Linked DNA regions of Homo sapiens: regions 1, 2, 4 and 5 are each linked to region 3. Evidence: chromatin loops called from intact Hi-C (ENCODE). Cell type or tissue: heart left ventricle. All regions are shown on one strand. Region 1 holds the start of SPTBN5 (spectrin beta, non-erythrocytic 5). Region 2 overlaps EHD4 (EH domain containing 4). Region 3 has its middle 35 kb from the start of PLA2G4D. Region 4 overlaps EHD4 (EH domain containing 4). Region 5 overlaps ZNF106 (zinc finger protein 106).

The links. Hi-C counts contacts between places; a loop is a spot of excess contacts. Peaks named below come from ENCODE experiments on the same cell type or tissue, not always from the same donor. Only the 100,000 strongest peaks of a DNase experiment are listed, where the experiment ranks them.
Region 1: a loop joins it to region 3, with 2.6 times the contacts of the local background. A loop is called at or near these places in 11 of 110 quality-filtered maps.
Region 2: it touches region 3 in a loop (2.4-fold over the local background); 13 of 110 quality-filtered maps call a loop at or near these places.
Region 4: it touches region 3 in a loop (2.8-fold over the local background); 16 of 110 quality-filtered maps call a loop at or near these places.
Region 5: a loop joins it to region 3, with 4 times the contacts of the local background. A loop is called at or near these places in 18 of 110 quality-filtered maps.

The regions. Positions count from the first base shown.
Region 1 is chr15:41,892,359-41,896,358 of GRCh38, reverse strand. SPTBN5 (spectrin beta, non-erythrocytic 5) reads left to right here and starts at 2,306. Exons shown (of 68, transcript NM_016642.4): 1 at 2,306-2,460; 2 at 2,813-3,077; 3 at 3,298-3,465. The coding sequence starts at 2,862. EHD4 (EH domain containing 4) reads left to right here. Exons shown (of 6, transcript NM_139265.4): 6 at 1-426. It overlaps LOC105370792 (a long non-coding RNA gene), which reads right to left and starts at 3,582. Exons shown (of 4, transcript NR_135681.1): 1 at 3,281-3,582; 2 at 1,023-1,132; 3 at 1-779. RefSeq lists an enhancer at 3,462-3,521. In heart left ventricle, a CTCF peak has its summit at 1,519; DNase peaks (open chromatin) are centred at 1,048, 1,418 and 3,602; H3K4me3 peaks cover 2,630 bases; H3K27ac peaks cover 3,193 bases.
Region 2 is chr15:41,902,455-41,906,454 of GRCh38, reverse strand. All of the region lies in intron 5 of EHD4 (EH domain containing 4), which reads left to right. Among named protein-coding and RNA genes, the nearest start is that of SPTBN5, 10 kb to the right of the region's middle. RefSeq lists enhancers at 1,432-1,501, 1,823-2,326, 2,327-2,831. In heart left ventricle, a CTCF peak has its summit at 1,740 (motif pointing right); a DNase peak (open chromatin) is centred at 1,663; H3K27ac peaks cover 895 bases.
Region 3 is chr15:42,057,800-42,061,799 of GRCh38, reverse strand. No RefSeq gene overlaps it. Among named protein-coding and RNA genes, the nearest start is that of PLA2G4D, 35 kb to the left of the region's middle. In heart left ventricle, CTCF peaks have their summits at 1,702 and 1,904 (motif pointing right); a DNase peak (open chromatin) is centred at 1,908.
Region 4 is chr15:41,914,591-41,918,590 of GRCh38, reverse strand. The region is part of intron 4 of EHD4 (EH domain containing 4); the gene reads left to right. Among named protein-coding and RNA genes, the nearest start is that of EHD4-AS1, 4.8 kb to the left of the region's middle. RefSeq lists an enhancer at 586-880. In heart left ventricle, a CTCF peak has its summit at 1,942; a DNase peak (open chromatin) is centred at 1,860; H3K27ac peaks cover 4,000 bases.
Region 5 is chr15:42,469,858-42,473,857 of GRCh38, reverse strand. It overlaps ZNF106 (zinc finger protein 106), which reads left to right. Exons shown (of 22, transcript NM_001366845.3): 2 at 1,537-1,622. The coding sequence starts at 1,569. Among named protein-coding and RNA genes, the nearest start is that of ZNF106, 19 kb to the left of the region's middle. In heart left ventricle, CTCF peaks have their summits at 1,879 and 2,082 (motif pointing right); a DNase peak (open chromatin) is centred at 2,197; H3K27ac peaks cover 1,552 bases.

The DNA of each region.
Region 1 (4,000 bases), 170 kb after region 3:
GAGCCTATTGATGCAACAATATAAATGGCACTGAGAGGGGTGTCCAGAGCTGCTGGGGTCAGGGGAGGGAGGTCAGCCTGGCAGAAGCCATCTTGTGGAGCATGAAAATGAAAGAGACCTTGAGAAAGGCCAGAGGAATCCAGGCCTGTGGTGACAACATTTGAGCTGCTGGATCAAACCTCACCTGAAGTCCTTCCTATTCCTACTAGATATTTTTTTCCACTGTGTGGGCCAATGCATTCCCTTTATACTGTGTAAGCCAGGCATGGTGGCTCACACCTATAATCCCAGCAATGCAGGAGGCTGAAGTGGGAAGATCGTTGAGGCCAGGAGTTCAAGACCAGCCTGGGCAACCTAAGAAGACCCTGTCTCTAAAAAAGAATTAAATATAAATAAATAAATAATAAAAATATAATGTTTAAACCAGTTTCACTTGAGATTTTAGTTACTTGCAACATAAATAATCCAAACTTTGTTCCGACCCACAGGGTTCTCATTTCACCAGGGGCTGCAATCAGTCGTGGCCAAACAGGAGCCAGTCCTTGCATTGTATGCAGTGGCTTTAGCTGCCGTTGAGCTAGAAAGGAAGAAAAGCAGTCCACAGCCCCCGCCAACAGCTTCAAAATGCCAATCCCTGTTGAGGTCTATGTGCGAAGCACCACGCAGTTCAGTCTGTCCTCCCCGCTCACAACATCACACAGGACTCCACGGGCCGAGCAGTTCAGTCTGTCCTCCCACGCTCACAACATCACACAGGACTCCATGGGCTGAGGGTCTTACTAGGAGAAGGAACAAGCTCAGTCTCCCTGGGGTAAGCGGGTGGGATGAGGGACTTCCTAGAAGAAACAGGATTTTAACTGGGGCAGGCAGGATAGGTGAATGTGGATGATGGAGAATGGGAAAGGACGTTCAAAGCTGAAAGAGCAGCTGAAGCCCAGCCTTGGGGCAGGAGAGCTCTGGTCCTGCTCAGGAAATGGTGAGTGGCCCATGGAGAGCACCCAGAGTGAGGGGGGCAGACTAGCCTGGTTAGGTAAGCTGGCAGGCTTCCAAGGCCTGGCTGAGGCAAGGTCTGGCAAGTCTGGATTTTCCTTCCCAGGCTGTGGGAGGCTTCACAGGCACGAGCAGAGCTGCACTGTGGAAAGGTGCGGGGTGGTGGTGTCCAGGATGCCGAGTTAGGGGGTCCGTGATGAGGACCCCCAGGGGCAGTGAGGGCAGAAGGGGGGGTGCACGGGAGGACCGCCACAGCAACTGCTGCGAGCAAGGGAGGGACGCAGGGTGTCTGGAAGCCAGCCGCTGCAGAAGGGGCCTGGCAGGGAGAGGACAGCAGGAGAGGAAGCGTCTCTCAGACGCAGGAAGCCGCACCCCACCCGAGACCACGGCACCTCTCAGCGTCACCCCTGACTGCCTGCAGTGGGCCCAGGCGGTTCAAGTGTGACTCATCCCTAGCCCAGCTCTCAAGGGCGCGCTGAGCGGCTGTCCTGCTGTGGGCTGTGGCTGCCAGGAGCGCCTCCCTGAGGAGCGGGCTGTCGCTTCAGAGGCTCCAGGGCCGCTGGAAGACACCCACACACACACACCCCAGCCCACACTGCTACCCTGAGTTTAGCCAGAGGCGGGTGAGACCCCCAGAATTAGAACTCGCCTTCACTCTGGCATGTAGTCCACGGCTGCTCGGGGAGGAAGGGATGGGCGCCCACCAGCTCCCTCTGCACCCCTGCCTCCGAGCCCCGGGCCACGGCCAGCTCTGTGGAGCCCAGAGTTAACACCGTGTCTCTAATTTTGGAGGAGACTCCACAGCCCTCGCAGTTCCAGGTCACCCCTTCCTCCAGGGAGCCTACCCTTCAGCCCCGGGCTAGGCAGGCTGCACTCTGGCAGGGCCTGGAAAGCCAAGCCCAGGGTCTGTGAGGCCCTCAGTCTATGGGCTGTTCCCTGGGGGTGAATGAGAAGACCACGGCCCAGGACGCTCCCTCATCCCCTCGCCCTGGGTGCTCACAGAGAGGCCCCAAGAGGGTACAGAGGGCAGTCTCAGATTGGGAAGTGCGTCCACAGGCTTCCCACAGAGGCTCTGCCCTTTGGTACCTCCTACGCAGACTGCAGCACCCCATGCGGTGGCAGGGCCGCTCCATGGGCCTCTGCGTCCTGGGAGCCAGGACCCCCACCTGGAGTTGGAGAAGTTGCTGGCGGGGAAGGGAGGATGATGAAGGAGGACATCATCTGGCAATGGCCCTGGAGCATTCCTGAACCACCCCCTCCCTGTCTGGGCCACGCCCTGTGGCAGGTGGGAGGACAATGCCGCCTGTGTGCCGTCACCCCAGCACGCTGGCTCAAGGGGAGGGCTGTGGTGCAGCCCTGCTCCAGCCTTGGCCTCTCCTGATGTCCCTCTCCCTCCCTCCACAGCCCCTGCTATCTGCCATCTCCATCCGTCCAGCTGGGCCGCCTCTGTGGAACCCAGGCATCACCAAGGTAAGCAGCCCCTGCTATCTACCATCTCCATCCGTCCAGCAGAGCCGTCTCTGTGGGACCCAGGCATCACCAAGGTAAGCAGTTTCCTGTCTTCCTTCCACCTGTCCCAGTCACTGTGGTGGAGGGACCTGGCAGCAGGGGCTCTGAGAAGAAGAATCTGGAAGGTGGGGTGGGGCAAAGGGGGCCCTGGGCCATTCAAGCACAGGGGACCAGAAGCACTGGCCCTTACCTGGCTGGGCTCCAAGCTGCAACCCCCATGAAATGTGAGGACAGTCTGGCAAGGCGGGACCCCAGGCCCCTGGTAGAGGGGCCATCTCCATTCACATCATCCCCTAATCTGCATGCCCTCCAGGTTTAGGGAGCCATCCAGCAGCTCCTCATCCCCAAAGTCTGCAGGGCTGATGGCTGGTCAGCCCCACAGTCCCCGGGAGCTCCTCGGGGCTGCAGGGCACCGCAGCAGGAGGCCCAGCACAGAACTCCGGGTCCCGCCCAGTCCAAGTCTCACCATGGACTCTCAGTACGAGACGGGCCACATTCGCAAGCTACAGGCCCGGCACATGCAGATGCAGGAGAAGACTTTCACCAAGTGGATCAATAACGTCTTCCAGTGCGGCCAGGTGAGTATAGCCAGCTGTGACCCACAGCCCACCCATACCAGGCCCCCAGCTCTGGCCAGTGGGCCTCCGGGGTGAGCTGTGGGGTCATCTGCCTGAGGCCAAGCTGAGGCCAGAGCTCCTTCTTCCAAAGCAGCTGCTCTGGGTCGTACCTCTCAGGTCCCAGGATGGGAGGACAGGTGAGGCTGGGCTGACCCCATACTTACCCCTGTCCCCTCCCCAGGCGGGCATCAAGATCCGGAACCTGTACACAGAGCTGGCTGACGGCATCCACCTCCTGCGGCTGCTGGAGCTCATCTCAGGGGAGGCCCTGCCACCCCCGAGCCGGGGCCGCCTGCGTGTGCACTTCCTGGAGAACAGCAGCCGAGCTCTGGCCTTCCTCAGGGCCAAGGTGGGCCCCAGGGAAAGGGGTCTGGGATGGTGCTGGGGCAGGCAGCTGGGACAGGCTGAACTACTGGGTCACCTTTCCTGCGCCAGGCCACTGGGCAGAACAGAGGAGCTGGGGCCTGAGTACAGGAGGAGTGGCTGGGACACAGAGGAGCAGAAGCCACGCCCTCCTCGCACAGCACCCCTGACTTGGAGAGCACCCAGCTGGCCATGGCAGTAGCAATCCAGGTCCCTACTGGGGTGGAAAATGTCACTGTCTGTCATAAGAGAGACTCACAGGATTCTAGGCCAAAAGAATCTTAGCGTTCTCTTAGGCTTTTCATTTCACAGATGAGGAAACAGAGGCCCTGAATTATTTACCAGGCAAGATCGATGGTTAACCAGCCAACAGAGCCCAGATGTGGGACTAAGACGGCAGGTGGGGAAGAGGAGCAGGGCCTGTCTTGGAGAAGGAGGGAGGAGGCCTCAGCAAATGGGGGGAGGCAGAGTCACCTGAAAGAAAGGGACAGGCTAAGGAGATGGGCACTAAAAGGAGGCCG
Region 2 (4,000 bases), 160 kb after region 3:
GATGAGGGTGGAGGATTTTACTGAGCAACAAAACAACTCTCAGTGAAGAGGGGATGGGAAGATTGGGTTGTCTCTCCTGAAGTCAGGTCATCTCCCCAGTGTGGCTGAGTCTGGGGTTTTTATAGGCACAGGATAGAGGAGTGCATGCTGATTGATTTGTGAGTATGCAAAAAAGGTTAAAACAAAGGCACCAGTCAAAGGTGGACATAACAGTGTAAAAACAATTAGGGAAGGGTAGGTATATGTAAAATAGGTGAAGGGTGAGGATCAATCAAAGAAAAGCAGCCAAATGGAAAGACAGGTTCTCAATCCAGTCCATGGATTTGACTTGTAGCTTGGCCTGCAGGCTTTAAACTGCCTTTGGCTTGAAGATAGGGTTTCACTGGAGACCCACCCCTATCTGCCTCAGCATTTTTCTGCCTCCTGCTGCTATCACTGTTCTAGGCCCCTGGAATAAATCAACACAAAAAAATGAACAAATGAGGCTGGACATAGTGGCTTACGCCTGTAATCCCAGCACTTTGGGAGTCTGAAATGGGAGGACTGCTTGAGTCCAGGGGTTGGAGAACAACCTGGGCAACATAGTGGGACCCGATATCCATTAAAATATTTTAAAATTAGCCAGGTGTGGTTGGCTCATGCCTGTGTTCCCAGCCAGTTGAGAGGGTGAGGTGGGAGGATGGCTTAAGCCCGGAGGTCGAGGCTGCTATGAGCCATGATCACGCCACTGCACTCCAGCCTGGGCGACAGAGGAGACCCTGTCAAAAAACAGAAAAAATGAACAAATGGGGGTAAAAATAATTGACAGCAACCCCACTGTAAGGACACATGTTTCTTGTTACAATATGAGCACTGTTGTGCTTCCATGTAATTGAATTATCTGATGTCTGATATTTAGTATCTCTCTCCCACGTAAGTCTGTGGCTCCATGAGGTCAGTGACCCATGCCCTGTTCACTGCCATATCCCCAGCATCTAGGACGTGGTGAGTGCTCAATTCACACAAGCCAAGTGAATTAGTAAGTTAGTGTAAGGCCATATCACAGCAGGCTCTCAGGCCCTGACGCAGCCTCGATTCCCACAGGGCTTATAGACCAGGGGTTCCCCGTGCCAACCCCTAGAAGCTGCAGGAAGAGGCCTCCTTGGGAAGTAGGCTGAGGCCCAGTCACATCACCCCATTCCTTCGGAGAATCCCCAAGGAACAAGGCAGCCTGGAGCCTGTCAGGAATGCTTAGTGTCACCTGATACTGCAAGCTAGCTTGCTGTCACCGGAAGCTTTGAGGGGCGCGTGTGTGGGTTAGGGCCTGTCCCATCCCTGAGGCTGTTAAAGTCTAACATCCTCTGTAACATAGGCCTTGACAGAGGGGGGACATACGCTTAGAAGTGACCACACTGTGATCTTTGCACATATCAGGGTCACGCAGAGAGCTCGCTGATGCCAGCTTTAGGTTGTTATTCTCCCTGTTCTCTCATGGAGCCAGCTGGTCAGAGTGACTCTTAGCTGTAGCAGTGAGAGGAGAGTGTATTCTGAAGGCCCTTCCCTGAGCTGGGACAGGCCCTGCAACCCACCTGTGTGGCTGCCTGTGCGTGCCTGGCACGCTCTGGGGAGGGACCGTGACTGACAGCACAGTGTTAATACTGCAGGACAAGATGAGCACCCGAAGGGCCACCGTTACTGCTGACTCTGCTCCTCTGACTGGAAGGAGAATTTGGACCCCTCAGCTCATGAGTTGGCAGCATTTCAACAGCAGAGGGCAGCAGAGTCAGCCCCATCTGCTCAGACCCTCTGGTGGATTTGAAAACTCTTCTGGTTAATGTTGGCAATTAATGGGCAAGGGACAGCCCCACCAGAGACGGGGCTGGGAACTGACCTTTGCCTCTTGAGAGGGAGCAATTCCAGGGTCCTGGCTTAGTGGATACAACTGTTGATGGGCAAATACCTTTAAGTTCCCCAGTGTGTATTCATCCCAATAAGAACTGTTTTGGACTCACCGTGGCAGAGGGCAGGGATGATGATGGTTTGGTGCTGATGTCAGGAGTGACATGATGATGGTTTAACTGGTGCCCCCGCAGTCCCCGGTCAAGCCTGGGGGGGACCACAGGGATGAGAATGGAGGGTTTATTTCTTGCCTGCCTCCCAGGACAGGAATAACTGCTGCCTCCTGTCCACCCCTGCAAATATGCGGCCACTCCCCCTGCCAGTTTTCCAGAGCTCTGCAGTCGGAATCCACGGCCCCTGCAGGCTGGTGGGAAGTTTGGGCAGGCATCACCCTCCTTTGTCTGCTGGGCCAGACACAGGGGCTCTGTGTGCGCTCTGAGCGCAGGCTCATTCTTAAGGAAATGGGGTAGGTGTTCACGCACCCGGGGAATCCAAACTCGTTGACCCAGCAGCACTGGGATTTTTGTGGGGGACGCCTGCTCCTCCACCTGCTTAGCGTTCTCTTTTCCATCTCCTTGGCCCATTGAGATGTTGGTGGCAGGAGCCCGAAGTGCAGGCCGCATTGTTTGGTGCTGATGTCAGGAGTGACATGCTAGTGACTGCGTTTGAGAGACCCGGCCTGCAGTACCCGCTGCTCTGAGCTGAGCAGGGGCCACACGCTGGGTTTGCATGGTTTGATGGCTGCTGACTTTACTTCCTGAGAATATGTCAGAGTCCCTTCCCTAGAGAAATGTCAGCCCGTTTAGCTGATATTTCTCAGCTCTGTCCCCCCACCAACTACCACCCAGGAATCCCCTTCCAAATGTCAGCCCAGAATTCCTGCCCTGCCACCCTAGAGACCATGATTTTGATTCTCTATTGGAAACAACCTGTGTGTCCAGCTATAGGGGACAGGGTTAATTAAGAATGGCCCAGCTCTACAGTCTAAGTTCAATATTCTGTAACTGTTAAGAGAAAGGTTATGTAAAAATTAATACCACAGAAATATATGACATATTATTTGTTAAGAGTGTGGTATTGTTTCAGTGTGTGTGTGTGTGTGTGTGTGTGTGTGTGTGTGTGTATGTATGTTAATGGCTAGAAATGCATGCCCAGATATGCTAGCAGAGGTTTTTGCCAGATGATGAGATTATAAATTATTTTAAATTTTTAGTTTTGCTTACCAGTTTTTTCTGTTTTTTTTTTTTACAAGAAAGCATGATATTTATGATAACACCAAGTTTTTTTTTTTTTTTCCTAGCAGCCTGTCACATTGCTTCTGTCCAAAACAGCGAGGTCTGACTTTTCCTTGCAAATCTCCCTGCCTCATCTCCAGAAAATTGCACACCTGCATGGCCTCTCTTTGGCCCCCTCTAGAACTGTACATACAGAAATACTTCACATATAAAACCTGCCATACCTGGAACATTTCTGCATTTATTTAATAAAACTACTGTTGAAGACACTTTTCATCAGATCTTTGAAGCCTGTCATGTAAAGCTCTAGGTAACTCTCGCAGTTCAGAGCCACAGAAAGTTTGTCTCTTGCAATAAACAAGTGTTTTCTCTCCTTAGACAGTGAGGGTCCCCAGGGGTCCCCCTGGGCAACTGAGCTCTTCTCCTTATACAGGCGGTAGTTTTCCTTAACCTTAGCCATCTGATGTGATTATTCCCTTCCTCTCCCTAACATATATATATACATATGTATATATATACATACATATATATACACATACATATATATACACATACATATATATACACACATACATATATGTATACACATACATATGTATATATATATATATGGGTCTAATGACCAGGCTGGTCTTGAACTCCTGGGCTCAAGCAGTCTTCCCACCTTGACCTCCCAAAGTGCTGGGATTACAGGTGTGAGCCACTGAGCCTGGCCCCTCTCTCCCTTTTAATGACTTGGCTTTTTTCTTTCTAATGACTTTATAGATTTCATGTTATCCTTTTCACTGTGTTATGTCAAGTCCTTTTTTAAACAATTGGAGTATCCTTCCTCCATTACAACATAAGCTCATTTAAAGCAGGAATTATGGCTTTTCATATTTATTCTG
Region 3 (4,000 bases):
GTAAACATATAACAAAAAGTGAAGAAATGATACGTTCAAGTGAGGAAATGGCAAAATTCAGATTCATTATCATTACAGGGAAGGTTATGATTAGAGGGATATACAAAAGCATTGGTAATCTTCTTCTTCTTTTGTTTTTTTTTTTAGACAGGGTCTCACTGTCACCCAGGCTAGAGTGCAGTAACATGATCTCAGCTCACTGAAACCTCTGCCTCCCAGGCTCAAGCGATCCTCCCACCTCAACCTTCCAAGTAGCTGGGATCACAGGTGCACACCACCCCCCACCATCTGCTAATTTTTGTATTTTTTTGTAGAGGTGGGGTGTTGCCATGTTGCCCAGGCCGGTTTCAAACTTTTGGCCTCCAGCGATTCTCCTGCCTTGGCCTCCCAAACCTGCTAGATTACAGGTGTGAACCACTATGACTGGTCAGTAATATTCTATTTTAAGCTGAAGGAGAGGAGGTTTGAGTACATTGGTATATATTTTGTTACTCTTCACATTTTATATATGAATGTGTGATATATATTCCTTTGTATTTATGAAGCATTTCATACTAAAAATAAGTAAGTCTTAGGATCAGAACTTGGGAGGCAGTTTGGCAGCTGAAGAAGCAAAGGGAATGGCAAGGGCTGTCATTTGTGGCGCACGACCTGTGGGCTGAATGCTTCCAAGCATCTGCATTTTCACATTGAATTTTCACAACAGCCACAGTGAGGTATGTGCTGTGCTAAGCGTTGGGTTCTGAGGTCAGGTTGGTGAAATAACCTGCTCAAGGCCACAGAGCCAGCAGGAGGTGGAGCCAGGATCTGAATCCAGGCCACCTGCCTGCAGAAGTCACATGCTGGACTACCCTACATGCTGCCAAGGACTGTTTTCACAGGCAGGACAAGCACCTGTTAATCCTCAATCCCAACGCAGAGCTCTGGTTTGCTGGATTGGCCAGTGCATCATAAGCCAGGAGGCCTAACGAGTTTCTCATCCTCTCACAGGATCTAGGACAGCTGAATCTGTGGTGCAATTTGGGCCTGACTTTCCCAAGATCCAGGGGGAAAGGCAGCTTGTTTGGAGCCAAGGGGGTTCCTGAGATGGGAGATTTTCAGTGCAAAAATGGAGAAGGTCCTGGGCAAAGTGGGGCAAGTTGGTTATTCTACCTGCCACCTGGTCATGAGCAGTCAAGGAGGGGCGGAGGACAGGCCAACCTGACACTGCCTGGGCACAGAAAGATGGGGAAGACACCCACATGAATCCCAGGCGCTAGTACAATGTGCCCCGAACAATGCCTTGGGCTTCTACTAGCAGAAAAACGACTTGTCCACCTGGGCGGTATGGACGAGGGAAGAGGAACTAGAAGTACGTGCCTCCCAGCAGAGAGCCACAGGAGAAAAAGTGAGCTCTTCTCTGACTCCAGCCCTCCTCGGGGTGGGGGCTGGTCTGTGGGAATGAACCTTGAGTGAGCGTGGAACAGCCAGGTGCCTCCAATCGCAGGGGGCAGAGGAGATCATGATTGTGGGAGAAGCCATCCTGGCTCCATTTACCTTGAGATGATTCCTGAACATCTGCAAGCCTCTGCTTCCTTGTCTCTAAAAGGTGACAACAATGGCCACTCCGCAGCACTGCTGGAGGGATGACGCTGAATACTGTATGTGAAGGGTGTGGCACGGTACCAGACACAGGAAGTACTTGATAAATGGTAGTTCTTTAAAAAATTTTTATCATTATTTTAGAGATGGACTTGTATCCTGATTAGATACAATGCCATGGAGATGGAGCACTTTTATTCACATAAATGATTACTGGTCTAAGTATAAATTATGTCCTGGGTTGTGACACTTGCTATAATGCCCGGTTTGAAAAACAGCAATTAACTTTTTCTGAGGTAAGATTGCAGTTCAGGTGGCTGCCACCAGGGGGCTGTGTTGCCAAGTGACGGTGTTGCCAGGACAATTAATTGCCTGGAGTAGTGGTCCCCAAGAGCACAGAGCATACTCGTCACTCCGTAAAACTTTCCACAAAATACGCTCTTATTTATAGAAGTCCTGCTATGTTGCTTAGGCTGGTCTTGAACTCTTGGGCTCAAGCAATTCTTCTGCCTAGCTTCCCAAAGTGATGGGATTACAAGCATGAACCACTGCGCTTGGCTGAAATAATGCTTTTAAACTCATGTGACAACCTTATATATTAATTAGCAGCCAGCATTTACACATATATTCAAAGAAGAACATGATTCAAAGCAAAATTCAAAGACATAAATGCCTAGGTAAAGTCTCTCACAGTACTGTCACAACCCAATGGCACTTGGGACTTTCCTCTTCACGGCCAGGGTGTCTATCAACAGTAAAATGGGCAAATAATGTTTGGAGTATTCATGCAATGGAATATTATGCAGCCGTGAAAACAAACACTCTGTATTACACACAGTATGGATGGGTTTCATAAACATAATGTTGAATGTAAGAAGCAAGGCATGGAAGAATAAAATATTGAACAGTTGCATTGGTATAAAGTGCCAAAACTGATCAAACTAATTACAGTAGCAGAAATCAGGATAGCATTTACCTTTGGAAGACAGGTGTGCCATGATTGGAAGGAAGCCAAGGAAGGTTTCTAGGATGCTGGTGACGTTCTGTTTCTCCATCAGGATGCTTGTTACATGGGTGTATTCAAAAGGGAAACTTAATGAAGCTGCACATTTTTTTTCTTTATGCAGTATACTTTCTATTTTATTTTTTAAAAGTGAGGCTAAAAAATGAGATTCTTGGCCGAGTGTGCTGGCTCATGCCTGTAATTCCAGCGCTGTGGGAGGCCAAAGCAGGTGGATCACTTGAACTGAGGAGTTTGAGGCTGCAGTGAACTATGACTGCATCACTGCACTCCAACCTGGGCAACAGAGTGAGACCTTGTCTCTAAAAAATATATATATATAAATAAATAAATAGAAATGAGATCCTTAAAGAAAATAATAAATGCTGATAACATCATCAGTGTTATCTCTGAAAGGTGAACTTAAAGGTATCTTACATTCTGCTATTTCTATACATATTTATTTTCTTTTTTAAAACAAATTTTAGATTCTGGGGGTACATGTACAGGTTTGGGGTTACATGGGTATATCGCATGGTACTGAGGTTTGGGCCCTACCCAAGTAGCGAACATAGTACCCAATAGGCAGTTTGTCCACCCTTCTCCCACTCTCTCCCTCCCCGCTTTTGGAATTCCCGGTGTTTATTTTTCCCATCTTTGTGTCTGCCACTTACAAGTAAGAACACGTAGTATTTAGTTTTCTGTTTCTGTGTTAATTCAATTAAGGTAACAGCCTCCAGCCTTATCCATGGTACTGCAAAGGACACGATTTTGTTCTTTTTTATGGCTGTGTAGTATTCCATGGTGTATATGCACCACATTTTCTTTAATCTACTTTTGATGGGTGCCTGGGTTGATTCTATGTCCTTGCTCTTGTGAATAAACACTGCACACTCATAATTCATGCAGTTTTCTGTGTATATGTCTAGTTTTAAGAGTTTACTAAAGAGAAAAAATCTGAGGGTGTCATCATCTGCATAGTGGAGCACAGCAACCTGTGATTTGTGCCTGCCAAGTAAGTGTTCCTGTCACTCTTCTCTGTTGACAACTCCTGTCCAGCAGCCCTAGGAGAGAGGGTGTGACCAGGACTGGCCTATCTCAGTGTGTCATCTCCTTGCCACTGGGGATTGCCTCGGGGGGCAGACACCTAACTTGAGCAAGCCCATCTGAGCCCTTCCCTATTAGAAAGATTCCTGTTGAAAAAATTTCTCCCTTGATGTTGGGGTGGCTGAGCCTGGGCTGCCAGGGGCTGTATCCCCACCACTGGAGGAGGGCTGTCTACAGAAAGAGAGAGTGAGGCCAGTGGGTGAAGGGGGACAGAGGAGACAAGGGCAGGACAAACAGCCCTGGCCGCTGCCAATCCCAGGTTCTGTTCTTCTCCAACTTCCCAGAATCTTCCTTGTGTCAAACCTGTGAGTT
Region 4 (4,000 bases), 140 kb after region 3:
CAGCAGCCCCAGGAGTGTGTGCCCAATGGGGCAGTGAGAGGTGACCTGCTGACATCCCTCAAGTGACAGAGTCAATTCATGTCTCCAAAGAGAGAAAAGCATATCCCTCCTCCAAGAGAAAATACAGAGAAAAAAATGGCTCTTTAAAAAATATGTGCATGTTTCATAAAATCATTGTCCTCTAATGCTGGAAGTGCCTTTAGAGTTTTATCTAGTCCTAGTGAAGTTCAAACCTGGCTGATCATCAGAAGCAACATACATTCCCAGGCCCTGCCCCAGAGCCTCGGATATAGGGGTGTGCGTGCACACATGGCCTTGTGTGAATATGCATGTGTGTAAACATGCGCGTGTGTGTGTGTGTGTGTGTGTGTGTAAAGCTCCCTGGGTGATTGGCTATGTGCCAGTCATGGTATGGATGCTGCCATGAGTGCTCTGGGAAGGGTGACTACGTGCCTGGCCAGGAGGCAGGGAGGGCTTCCCTGATGGGGACAGCCAAGGTGGGGACAATTCTTCCTCCTTCTTGCTGCTCATTAGCAGCCTGTCCTCGTGCCAGTGTGCTCACTGGGCAGCCTCTTGCCTGGGTGAAAACAAACACCGTCCTGGCTGCTGCTGCCCCTCACACAGGACCTCGATGTCCTGTGTCCCTCTCTGTCACGTGTGTCCCAGTGCGTGTGCATGCATTCCTCCCATATGGCTCAGCTAACCTGCAGTGGTGTGGTGCTTGTGTGAGTCATCCTTCTTTATCTGTTCTTCCTGGTCCAAGTGGCTTCCTTTCCAGAGCTACAAGCCATTTTTGCTCCAGTTCTGCAAGGCAGATGTGCTAACTAGTTTGTAAATCCACTTACGTGCAGCTCTCCTGAAATGATTTTGCCCTCGCCCTTGTCCTGGGCCTAATGCTTGGTAGCAGGAAGGCTGTTTTTCCACTCGGTGATCCCTTGGTTTGTGGTGTTTCCTTTCTCCAGCAGGTACAACTGAACAACCTTCAAGGTGTGTGACACCCCACATTAGTTTATAACCAAAGTTGGTGACTCATGTCATAGCCTTTGCAGATTTTGAGATTTTTTAAAACTATTTTTAAATGCTCATGGACATTCTTCATTTACCAGTTATTGGTAAATGAAGACCCAGTGACTGGAGATGCTGCTGTATTCAGTCATATAAATAAATAAGGAGGCCGGGCACGGTGGCTTACGCCTGTAATCCCAGCACTTTGGGAGTCGGAGGCGGGTGGATCACAAAGTCAGGAGTTCAAGGCCAGTCTGGCCAACATATTGAAACCCCGTCTCTACTAAAAATACAAAAATTAGCCAGGCATGGTGGCAGGCACCTGTAATCCCAGCTACTCAGGAGGCTGAGGCAGGAGAATCGCTTGAACCCAGGAGGTGGAGGTTGCAGTGAGCCAAGATCGTGCCACTGCACTCCAGCCTAGGCGACAGAGTGAGACTCTGTCTCAAATAAATAAATAAATAAATAAATAAATAAATAAATAAATAAGGAGCAGAAAGCTCGCTGGAAATGCCAAGCGCCTTAACCCGTAGAGCTTCCCTGCCATCCTTGAGCCTCGGGCCCTCTGAACGGGCCAGCGCGGCCTGGGTTTGGAGGCACAGAACGCTGCTCTGTATTCTGACACTGTGAATAATGAAAACCCTTGTGTGGATGCAGGGAGTGGGGGACGGTCAAACTTGCTGAGCTTACTTGCAGGAAAAAGGCTTGTGGTTTTTTTCTTCCTAAGAATAGTATCTGGCTTGTTCCTTTTCACAAAGGAAAATGTTTGAAGTATGGGTATTTGCAGCCGGAGCTTCTCAGTGCCAGTTGCTCGTGGGCAGTGCCATGCTGAGGAACGGGGACAGGAAGCGGGCTCACCCGGAGGAGAAGCCGGACTCAGCACGGCGGCCTTGGCCACTAACTCATGACATTGACCTCACGCCACCTGCAGTTTCATGTTCCACCGCTGAACTTGTTTCTGCTTAAATGGACAGATGCTTACCTGAGTTTTTCTTTTTGGAGTGTTTATATTTTCCAAAAGTGCTTTTATTTTGGTTTATTAACCTTTCTCTTGATCCAGTTTTCCTTTTTCACACCAACTGTTCCAAAGCTCTGTAGTCTGCATTATGTGTGTTTTTTTGTTTGATCCTGTTGACAACTACACAGTTGGGCATTTTTGTCCTCATTTCCCACCTGAGGGAACGGAAGCTCAGAAAGGTGAAGTTATGTCCCCGAGGCTTCACAGCCTGTAAGCTGCAAAGTATACGTTCAAACCTCGGTCAGTGTGACACCTCAGTCCAGAAAGCAGTCACCTGAAATCGGGAGTGAACAGCAGCTACAGTACCTCCTCCCTGTGTCCTTGTTTTCTGCACTGATCTGTTAATCTATTTATTCCATAAAAGTCTCCATCCACAGAAACCCTACAAAGTTTAGGTTTATCAAGCTGACACTTTGAAAACATGCAAAGGGTAAGTTTTCAGATGTCAGCTAAGAGATGTCAAGTCTGAGTTGGGTTGTGGAGTATGTTTATTTATAGAACACCATAATTAACCAGGATTCATGGCCCATCCAGATAAAGCAAGTGCGCCGTTTTAATCAAACTCGAAGTGTCATAAAGGTGACATTTTAATAATATGAAAAGTAGATAGATACTCTTCCCAAAGAGCTCTTGAAGTTTATTTCCCTTCTTTTTCTGTTTGTATATTTTTTTCACATCTCTGTATTTAAGGAACAGGGAAACTTTAGAGTGGGTTTTTGGTTAGCCTCAAAGATCACTTCTTACAATCTCAGTAGACATCCTTCTTGGAAGACGGCTCACACTCTGAGATGCCAATCAGGGTTCATTTCATGATTCTTTAAAGGAAGCTGTTTTGGGAAAGCCCAAAAAAGGGTTTGGAACATGTCATTTACTTTTATTCAGCTATAATTAAAATAGCCAAATTAAAGAAATTAGACTCATACAAATCCCAAACAATGCAAGTTCACTATCAGACCCCACCCTTTAGAAGCGTATTGCCCAAGAATAGGAAAGGCTGTCACCCATTTGGAGATCTTTGCTCAACAAAAATGAGGCAACATTTGAGGAAGAAACAAGTAAAACTGAGAAAGAAGAGGAGAGGTCAGTGATTTTCAAGGTTCACTGTAGTTCTGTGGAATTTAGCTTATTCTTTCAAATGTAGACTCTTCTCAGTCACATGTGATGTGCACAGCCTGGCTTTCTTGTCTATAGGCTGGGCACGGTGGCTCACACCTGTAATCCCAACACTTCAGGAAACCAAGGCGGGCAGATCACTTGAGGTCAGGAGTTCGAGACCAGCCTGGCTAACATGGTGAAACCCCGTCTCTACTAAATGTCATCAAAATGACAAAATGACAGTTTTTCTCTAGGCTAATAACTCAATGAGCAGAAAGGAAAGTCCTCCCTTTTAAATGTATATGAATGTATATGTAGTTCACACTTACACTCTGACACAGATCTCATTGTGTCCAATGATGTGTGTGTGTGTGTGTGTGTGTGTGTCTCCAAGACTGAGACACATGTACTAAAGAGTGATACTGGCCACATCTACTCTGGGCTTGGAGGGTAACTTCAGCAAGTGCTGGATACAAAAATTACAAAAAAAATTACAAAAAAATTACAAAAAATACAAAAATTAGCTGGGCGTGGAGGTGGGCGCCTGTAATCCTGGCTACTCAGGAGGCTGAGGCAGGAGAATCACTTGAACCCAAGAGTTGGAGGTTGCAGTCAACCAGGATCGTGCCACTGCACTCCAGCCTGGGCGACAAAGCAAGACTCCATTTCAAAAAAAAAAAAAAAAAATTCTCCTGTAAAGAAATGAGGCATTTTTTGTGCACCAAATGGATTCAGGCTAAAGCGTGTGAGAATCATGATATAATGGATCATGAAGATCCTGGTATTGCCTAGTCCTCGGCAGGGCTCTAAAAATAACTCAGTCAGCAGCCCTGAGCTACTGTGGATGTGTGTGTGTCAGTGCTTGAGCCCATAAATGGAAGC
Region 5 (4,000 bases), 410 kb before region 3:
ACTTCTGCCACATTTTATTGATCAAAATAGTTCACAGGGAGGGGAAACAGACTCCATCCACCTTTTCATGGATGGTGGCAAGATCACATTGCAAAAGAGCACATGGGGTAGCAGATATTGTTGAGGCCTTCTATGGAAACATGATCTACCACAGTGCTATAAAAAATTAAGCAGGTTAATAGGGGAATAGAGAAACTGGAACTATGTGGAGAGGTGGGGTGTCAGAAAGTGCAATATTATGTAGAGGGTTAGGCAGGGCCTCTCCCATAAGGCAATATTTTAGATACCTGATGGAAATGAATGAGCCACGGGAACCATAAGGACTTTTTAAGGAAGAATATTCCAGGCAGAGAACAGAAAATGTAGAGGTGCAAAGGTGGGAGGATCTGTGATGTGAACAAAGAATAGCAACGAGGGGAATGCAAGTGCACCAGAATGATAGAGGAAGAACGGGAGGGCATGCGAATGATTCGGAGAGGAAGAGAGAAACAGATATTGTAGCCATGGCAAAGACTAGGTTTTCTGTGAGTGAGATGGACGCCATTGGGAAATTCTGAGCAGAGGAATTACATACAGGTTGAGTTCCTTTATCCGAAATGCTTGGGACCAAAAGTGTTGTGGAGTTCAGATTTTTTCGGATCTTGGAATATTTGCGTACTTACTGGCTGAACATCCCAAATCGGAACATTCCAAATCTAAACTGCTCCAGCGGGCATTTCCTTTGAGCATCATGTTGACACCCAAAAAGTTTCCGGTTTTGGATCATTTCAGATTTCAGATTTCAGATTTTTAGATTTGGAATTTTCAACCTGTATATGTTCTAACTTAAACTTGTTTTTTTTTTTTTTTTCAAAGTTGGAGTCTTGCTCTGTCGCCCAGGCTGGAGTGCCGTGGTGCAATCTCAGCTCACTGCAACCTCCGCTCTTGGGTTCAAGCAATTCTGCCTTAGCCTCCTGAGTAGCTGGTATTACAGGCACCTGCCACCACACCCAGCTAATTTATGTATTTTGAGTAGAGACGGGGTTTCACCATGTTGGCCAGGCTGGTCTCTAACTCCTGACCTCGTGATCTGCCCGCGTCGGCCTCCCAAAATGCTGGGATTACAGGCGTGAGCCCCTGCACCTGTCCATTCTGAATTAAACTTTAAAAGAATCTTATTCTAAGAATCTTTGGCTACTCTCAAAACACTGTTTTGAGAATCAGCTGTGAGAGGACAAGAGCAGAAGGAAGGAGTCGTTTCAGTAGTAGGGTAATGCCGTGTGGGATGAGAGATGTGCTGGGTGGTGAGAAGTGTTGGAATTTGGCTATATAGCAAGGTAGGTCTGACAATTTCCTAATGAGGGTGGATATGGGGTGAAAAAGAAGGATCAAGGATGGCTCCCAAAATGTTTACCCTATGCACCTGGAAACGGAAAGATCTGGGGGAGGAGCAAGGTGGAGGTGAGGAAGATAAGACTTGTAATTTTGGTTATGTGAAGATGAATGTAAGAAGGTACTGAGGAGAAAAGGTTACTAAATGTTACTTCCTCATTGCAGCTGTGACGTTGAGTGCTTCAGATCTGGTCACTATGGTACGAGAACGAAAATGCATATTATGCCACATCGTGTACAGCTCAAAAAAGGTAATAATGGAAGAGGGAGAATCTGAGGCTTTATGACTATTTTTTAAAGAGACATGTTATTAATAGATGTTATTAATATTAATAGACATATGTTATTAATAGGAAAAGCTTTGACAATGTCTTATTTATGCTTCTTTTCTTTCCTAAACCATAGTCTCATTCCACTGGTTTCTTTCTCGTTACTGCCTCCTAAAGCCAGTACCTGTATTATTAAACTTCTGTCCATCCAGAATTTGAGCGTATTCAAAACTAGATGACACAGAAATTTAGTAACCAGTTATAGGGAAGATACCTTAAAATTCCAAGGTTATTTGAAGTCATACTGCTTTCTGTAATTTTAAAATCATGTACTTTTTGATTAGCTAAGGATATAGCATCTATTATATGTACCTACAATCTGTTTATGCCTATGCTTGTGAAAAATGCAGCACAGCAGAAATGGTATTAACAATATCCTAGATGTCCACAAGGTGGGGATGTTGCTCAAAGTAAAACTTTTTTTTTGAAATGGAGACTTAACTGTGTTGCCTATGCTGGAGTGCAGTGGCGCAATCTCAGCTCACTGCAACCTCTGCCTCCCCAGTTCAAGTGAGTCTCCTGCCTCAGCCTCCCAAGTAACTGGGATTACAGGCATGTGCTGCTGGGTATGGCTGATTTTTGTATTTTTAGTAGAGACAGGGTTTCACCATGTTGCACAGGCTGGTCTTGAACTCCTGACCACAGGTTTTTCACCTGCCTCGGGCCTGTCAAAGTGCTAGGATTACAGGCATGAGCCACTGTGCCCGGCCAAAACATCTTTTTAGGACCTAAAATTGGCTGCAATTTGTGTCACTTTTTGCCTTTACCTGCCTTTATCATTTGCTTTCAGAGTAGTGCTGCTAGTTTAAATACTGAGGAATTTATTCTCTTTGCTTTTAAGATGCTCTTGATTGTTACTGGAAATGCAGAGAACTGGGAGGATCATGGGCTAGGTTAGCCAGGGAAGTGTGAGTGGAAGTGGTAAACTTTGAAAAGTGTCTAGAGTAACGATGGTTTAAGAGAAACGAGGAAGAGATATTTTGGGTAGGAGAACAACATGTACAGAGACAAATGGAATGGAGTATGACAGTTCTAGGAGTTGGCAAGAAGGCTCATCTGATTAAAACAGTTTTGCCTTGGGAATAGCAGGACTGTAATTTGTAATTAAGTGAAGATAGTTGATAAACAGTGTTGGATGCCAGACTGAAGGGTCGATTATGATCCACCAAGTAGACTTGGGTGGATACTATTTTTTTTTCTATCTAGATTTCTGTTAGTGATGGAAAAATTAGTGAGATTTAAAAATCATGTTTAATAATATACCTGCTACTGTTTACAAAAATAGAAGAATGCTCTTCTAGTTTTAAAAATTTGATGAAGGTTTATACAAATTGTCAATAAGTCAGAATTCCTTATGACTACTTTCACGTTGGACAGAGGTAGGGAGAAGATGTGAGATGGAAAGGCTGCTGTTCAGAGATGTGATATCAGAGTTTCATAGAATAGCAGCCCTATCTTGTGATACCATGATTTTGTGATTTTGCCATTTTAAATCTTTCTGGCTCTGCTACTCTGGTTTCAAACATACTTTTATCTCTTCATACTTTTCCATGATCATAATGAAGTTAAATGAAGGGCTGGAATTATCTACTCCTGCCCTAGGAAAAGCTGATTGTAGTTTTTATTTATTTTCCTTTTTTTTAAAAAAAGGAAAAGCTGGTTGTAGTTTTTATTTTTATTTTTTGCCTTTTTATTTTTTTTTAAAGCAAGGGAATGGCCTGCTTTAAGTGAGTGGTATGACTTAAGAAAGTAACAAAATGGGTTAGTTGGAAGGGATAACTGATACTTATTTTCAGATAGGACTATGAACAATTGGTGTTGAAGCCATGCTTGTCTCCAATTTCCCAAACTAGTGTAACTCTGGTTTCTCCAAATAAACTATGGAGGAGAAAAGGTTCTAAGTGACTTGAGTATGGGGAAAAGCTGTGTAAGGTATCCCTGAGTATCCTGAGGCCCATTAACATAAAATACTGAGAAGCCCTGGAGTTAAATATATGTGTATAATAGAGATGGAGTCTTACTGTGTTGCCCAGCCGGTCTTGAACTCCTGGCCTCAAGTGTGAGCCACTACACCTGGTCATATTTTTTGTATTATTCAATGTTTTCCACATGTGTTTAACCATGAGTCCCCCCTCCCCTCCAACCAACCCAGCCTTTAAAAATATAATACTGATTAATATACAAGGCCTAAATAGAAGCCTAATACATGAGAAGGAATGCATTTGGGGCTATTACCTTAATCCTGTGCCTGTGGATCTTTTTTCTTTTCTTTCTTTCTTTTTTTTCTTTTTTTTTTTTTG